2 separate regions of the Mus musculus genome follow, and region 2 is linked to region 1. A link is a contact called in ENCODE Hi-C or POLR2A ChIA-PET data. All regions are on one chromosome and are shown on one strand. The core of a region is the stretch at or near the end of the contact, and the rest is flanking DNA. Distances in the headings are between cores, read along the strand shown.

Region 1 (2,724 bases), core at 178-2,677:
CTTGCTTGCCACCATGATCCCTGACATAAGGATCATGACTTACCCTCTGAAACTCTAATCAAGCCTCCAATTGAATGCTTTCTTTTGTTTGAATTGCCTTGGTTATGGTGTTTCTCCACAGGAGTAGAGCAGCGACTAAGGCACATTCCCAAGAATATATTTGCCATATTGAACAAGGACTATGTTACATTGGATATTAATCATTATCTGGGTGTTCATTGCTATTGGCATTAAAAGTCGTAATTCCAACTGGTTTCAATTGTTTTCCTAGAAGGAAATTAGAGTAAAGGACACATGAAACTCTACTTAAGAAAAGCAATATTTGTTTCTTGCTCTTTGTTTCTTCTTATTCACTTATCTATACCTCATCTGGAGTCCCTCCTATCAGGAGTGTGATCAGAGTTCAATAATAAAGTGATTACTTGAGAAAAATGCCCATACTTTTATTTTTGAAACAATATGATTTTGAAAATCAACTAAAGAAGTTTGCATTGGTAGTGAGGGATCCATTGCCTCAACCAGAGTGAAGCCTCCTGAGTACTTCCTTAGACCAAAGTCCCGTCTGGATTTTTATGTGTGGCATCTGGAAGTCTATAATGTGACTATCTCGGGTTTCAGTTCTAGCCTCACCCATAAACTGCATCTTTTAAATGCTAAGCTAACTTCCTGTATACTTATCAGAACCAGTCAGGAAACAAAAGGGTGCAGGCTTTCCCTATTACTTTCAACTGTGTTCATCCAAATGTTTGTTTTATCTATGACCATAGGACATTTCTCCTTCCATAAAATATGAGAGATGTATATACATTAGAACATTTTTATGCACAGTAAGATTAAAATCATACCATCGTAGGAAGGTCAATAATGTGTCTTTCCTTAAAGCAGTGAATACACTTGTTTTTAAGGACAGTTAGGAATCATGTTTATCCTAGAATGTATTAGAATAATCTTAATCTGTCAGCTAGTATTAAGTTTCATTAAGCTGCAATTCGGGTAGTTCCATAAACATTCTTAAGAAATCGTTTTTATGCGTGCTCAGTTTCACAGGTATCAAGTATGTAATCAAAAGACACATCGGGATGACTCTGCTTCATGAGAGTTACTGGTGATGGAGCCAGCAGAGAGCATGCCCTCACCATTGATGCTGCCCTTCATGGCCACCTCTGCACATATGGAGTTTATGAAACATTCTTCTAACTTTGTCTCCAAATCATCTCACACAACTTATTTTTTAAGCATTACATTATTTAAAAAAAAAATACAGGGGAAAAGGTCTGATCCAATTTATAGCTCTTTTCCTTTTAATCCTTGGTCTTTTTCCATATTTGGTTCTTTCAGAGCTTATAACACATTTTTCCTCTTTTTTAATCTGGGAAAATTTAGCTTTGGCACACCATCTGTTCCATAGTGAAGCGCTTGGATTCAGCTTCCCAGATGGGTTGAATAAGAGAAAAAGGTTAAGTGATTTAACTTGAATTCATACCGTGAGTCATCTGCCCTCAGCCTGGGCACGACAGAGTAGAAGACTGTCAAGGATTTTTTTTTCTTACACAAATTTGGATCATGCAACTTTGAGCAGAGCTTTCTCCAAACTGGACAGCGTGTCAACTACACTCGATATTGTTGGGCAATAATTTGGATTTCAAATTTATTTCTTAAATACAACATGAAAAAAAAAACCACTTTTAAAAAGTAAACATGTCCTTTTGGCAAGAAAGGAAAACATTGTTTCACTAACACTGCTCTCTAGCTGGTATTTTTACCACTCTTTCTCCCTTCCAACACATCTTTCAAGCTGGTTCCGGGCTGAGTCTGTAACAACACCCCATCTCTTTCATCCCTGCTTATGAATACACAGTTTCTTCCTACAAACAGGGCTCTAAGAAATACCAGCTCTCCAAAAAAGTGCCTGAAATCCATGTTTTTGAAAGCTTCCCTAGTCCAAAGGCCAGTCAGAGCTTCATATCAGTTCTATCTAGTTTAGATAACAATATTTCCATTACAGGAACCAGTTCAGATAGCAGATGATAACTCTGCGGCTTAATGTCTGTACTAGTAACTTATTTGACACTGAATGAGAAAAGTGAGTCACTTGGATACTATGATGAGGTTCTAGGGACATGGAGATGGTTCTGGTTCCCTGGGAGTTTGGCTTCTAATAGATGTCGTGATAAAAGTATCCCACAGAATACATAACTGAAATGACCTGTCACCCGTGAACCAGTCTATGATAATTTGTCTAGAATATAATGTGTAGTGATTTTTTTCTAAACAGATTTATTATTTTAGCCATTAATTCAGTTATGTATTCTGGTGTGGGATGAATATTTGTGTCCCTCCAAAATTCAAATGTTGAAAAAATTTAACCCCTCCCCCACAATGTGATAGGCTAGGAGGTGAGACCGTCAAGAGGAGTTAGCTTAAAAGGGTGGGGTTCGTATGATTATTATCTTTATGAAAACACGGGAGAGTTTCGTTCTCCTTCTGCTTTCCGACATGTGAGGATACAAGGAGAAGATGACAATCTGTAAACATCAAGAGAGCACTCACCACACACATAGTCTGCATCTCCTTGATCTTGGACTTTGTATCTTTAACACAGCCAACATATGGGAAAGCACTCTATCCTTAATATTTTCTGGAGAAATACCTAAATCTCTCAGTAAGCCATGAAGTTGTTAGTACTGTTTGATTAGTGGTTTGATGTAACCTGTTTGAAGCTAT
Region 2 (2,700 bases), core at 144-2,643, 180 kb after region 1:
ATAAGACATACTTCTTAAAACGAAAGAAAAATAGCTTCATCCAGAGCCCCACTGCACCCGCCAGGCATACACAACTATGAGCCCCGGGGATCGGAAACTTTTCCGTGAGGACCTGCTTGCTGTGCAAAGTAGCATCTTTTGGAAGAAAAAAAAAAGTTGATTTCTACAGATCCCTGGCCGCCTCCAATGCAGCCCCCCCCCCTTCTGCGCTCTCCCAGTTCCTCTCCCTCCCCCTTTGAGTGCTTTGAAACCCCCATTAAGAACAGTGTGTGATCAGACTAAGGATTAGGGGGAAAGGACTTCAGCACTAGGGTGGGGCAAACCGACACAGAAACCCCTTTGTAAAAAAGGCGTTAAGACTCCAAATCTTAAAAACAGTAACACAAAAGAGGGAAGGGGGGAAAAAACTAGCCTTTTTTATTTTGCCACCTACTTTCAGGTAATGGAAAACGATCGCGACCACTTGATATCTCTTCCTGTGCTAAGTCAGCCTCAGTGTCCAAATATATTAAAAAAAAAAAAAAAAGCGTGACCTAGGCCGACCACGAAGAACGGAAAAAAAGAGAAAGCTGCACTTCCGAACCGCAGAGACGCGGCGCCAGGCTGGGCGACGCTCCCACCCGCACCGGGCTAGACTGTCCACACCCGGCAGAGGCGGGGACTCCCTCCGCCTGGCACTCTCGCCTCCGCTCGCCTGCCGGGTCTCCTGGCCCGGTGAGGTGGAGAGGTGAGAAGCCCAGTACCGCAGCCCCACAGGCGCCTCCGCCTCAGGATGGCTCTTCTACAACTTAGCCTTCAAACGAATGGAGGAACAGGTTAGCAATGCCAGAGCCTGCAACAGCGACCTAGAAAACACTTTGTGTTTTCCCTCCCTTAAAGCTCTCGGCGACTGAATCGTCGCCAATGCAGGGATAGGAGTAGAACGCAGTGAAGCGGTCCTCCGCCCCAAACCCCTTACGAGTGAGCTGTCGTGGGACGGGGGATACTGCATAGGCGTACCCTGTAGCCCGGCCATGGCCGAACCCCTGTTCTAGGCGAAGGAGATCCGCGGGGTAGTTCCCTAATGCTCCCGAGAAGCAAGCTGGTTTAGTGGAGAGAGGAACCCGGACCCCACTCCCGGCCGGCTATGGTTCCAGAAGGGGAAAAGCCAAACGCTCCTCACCGTGATCGCGGCTTTGCACCAACCCCTCTCCCTTGAATCCTCTTCTTCCAGCGATGTGCAAATAAATCCAGTCCTGATGCAAACTTTTTCCTTCTTTCCAAACTCTGCTTCAGTCCAACTTCCAAGCAATCGGTGGATTAAAACCACGGGGAAATTTTGGAACCCAGTCCTCCACCGTTGGAACCCTCCCGGATTCCGGGATAGATGACCTCCCTTCCAGAAGCGCACGCGGAGTATTTCCTTTTTCCCCCCTTCTCTCTCTCCTTTTTTTTTTTTTCTCAATGAACAAGAGGCCGAAGCGGCAACGTTGGCGAGTCTCTTTTTTTCCTGGTCGATGAGAGAAAGCGAGGCGAGCACGGCCTTACAAAGAACCTAAGGCCAGCTCGCCAAGACCCGGGGGCCCGGGGCTGCTCCCAAGTGGAGGCAGGCGCGGGGCCGAGGGCCGGGCCGGGCGCGCGCGGGGGCCTGGGCGCTGCGCGCTCCGCCGGCCCCTCTCCTCCGCTGGCGCTGCGGCGCGCAGCTCTCGCTCGTGCAGACTGGGCGTTGCGGAGGCGCGGCGGCGAAGCCGAGGCGGGGGTGGGGGTGCGGAGGGGGTGGAGGCGGCGGGGGAGGAGGGTCTGGGGCCCGGCCGGGGATGGGGGGGGGGGGTACGGGGGGGGAGGGCGCCGCTGGCCTGCGCCCTCGCCTTTCCGGAGGAGGCAGGGAGCTCTGCAGCGGCCGCGGCAGCAGTAAATGGCGTCATGTGGATCCGAGGCGGAACAGAGCAGTTGTTGTCCCAGAGGATATATCGCATCCGGTCCCAGCTCATTGGCTCCGCGGGGCTACATTCACTCGCGCTCCAGCGCCCGCCAGCGCTCCGAGCCGCAGGAGGCATTCAAAAGGGCAACCGCGCCGCCCCGCGCGTCCCCAGCCGCTCCTGCAGCCCCGGCGCCGTCACGCGGGGCCGCGCGGGCCGCCGCGGGGTCAGTTTATCTAGTTTCAAGGAAACACTGACCTTAAAGGGTCCCCCCCCCCATAGCCCCCACCCAGAGGCTACCATACCAGCCCGAGGCTGGCCTCGCTTGGGGAACTTTCTCCCCCTCGCCGCCGGGAGGGGAGAAGGAAGAACGTTGCAAACTAACCCGGCCGCCCGGTGCTAGCGAGAAAAGCGAGTCGCAGCTTTTTAGATTCGATTCGGAATCTCCATTTCGATCCTACCTCTTCTCTCCTGTCTTCCCCCCCACCCCGCCCCGCTCCACCGCACCCCTCCCCCACCGATGCCCAGGGGGCGAAGAGGGTGGGGGAACAGGAGGGGGAGGGAAAGGGGAGCGGGAAGTGAGGTGGGAGGGCTATTGGTTTATTCTTTGTCTACTGGATTAACCCGATTATACACCGGGCACCAGCACAGCCCGCCTCCCCCACCTCCCGAGCCTTGTACGGGAGGAACGGAATGTAGATTCGGGTTTCAAGTCCCTTCTGCTCTGGCTGGGATTGGCTTTGGATTGTGTGTGGACTTGTAGTTTGTTAGAATTTCCTTTTTAAGAGGGATTATCTATAGA

What was found. A loop is a pair of places that touch in the nucleus more often than their neighbours do. ChIA-PET counts read pairs that join two places held with the same protein, here RNA polymerase II (POLR2A).
Region 2: a loop to region 1 is called in a map of left cerebral cortex, with 5 times the contacts of the local background. The contact joins the promoter of Spry2 here to the enhancer-like site in region 1. A Hi-C loop is called at or near these places in 2 of 37 maps with a recorded cell type or tissue (both left cerebral cortex). POLR2A ChIA-PET finds 5 or more read pairs at or near these places in 1 of 5 experiments (Patski).

What each region holds. Positions count from the first base shown.
Region 1 is chr14:105,717,426-105,720,149 of GRCm38, forward strand. The region is part of intron 1 of Gm35967 (a long non-coding RNA gene); the gene reads right to left. Among named protein-coding and RNA genes, the nearest start is that of Gm35967, 9.6 kb to the right of the region's middle. Within about 2 kb of position 1,428, at least 1 of the 3 ENCODE cell types and tissues checked has a DNase peak (open chromatin) inside an H3K27ac peak, as active enhancers do; it is left cerebral cortex, where a contact is called at or near this core.
Region 2 is chr14:105,895,426-105,898,125 of GRCm38, forward strand. It overlaps Spry2 (sprouty RTK signaling antagonist 2), which reads right to left and starts at 1,394. Exons shown (of 2, transcript NM_011897.3): 1 at 1,163-1,394.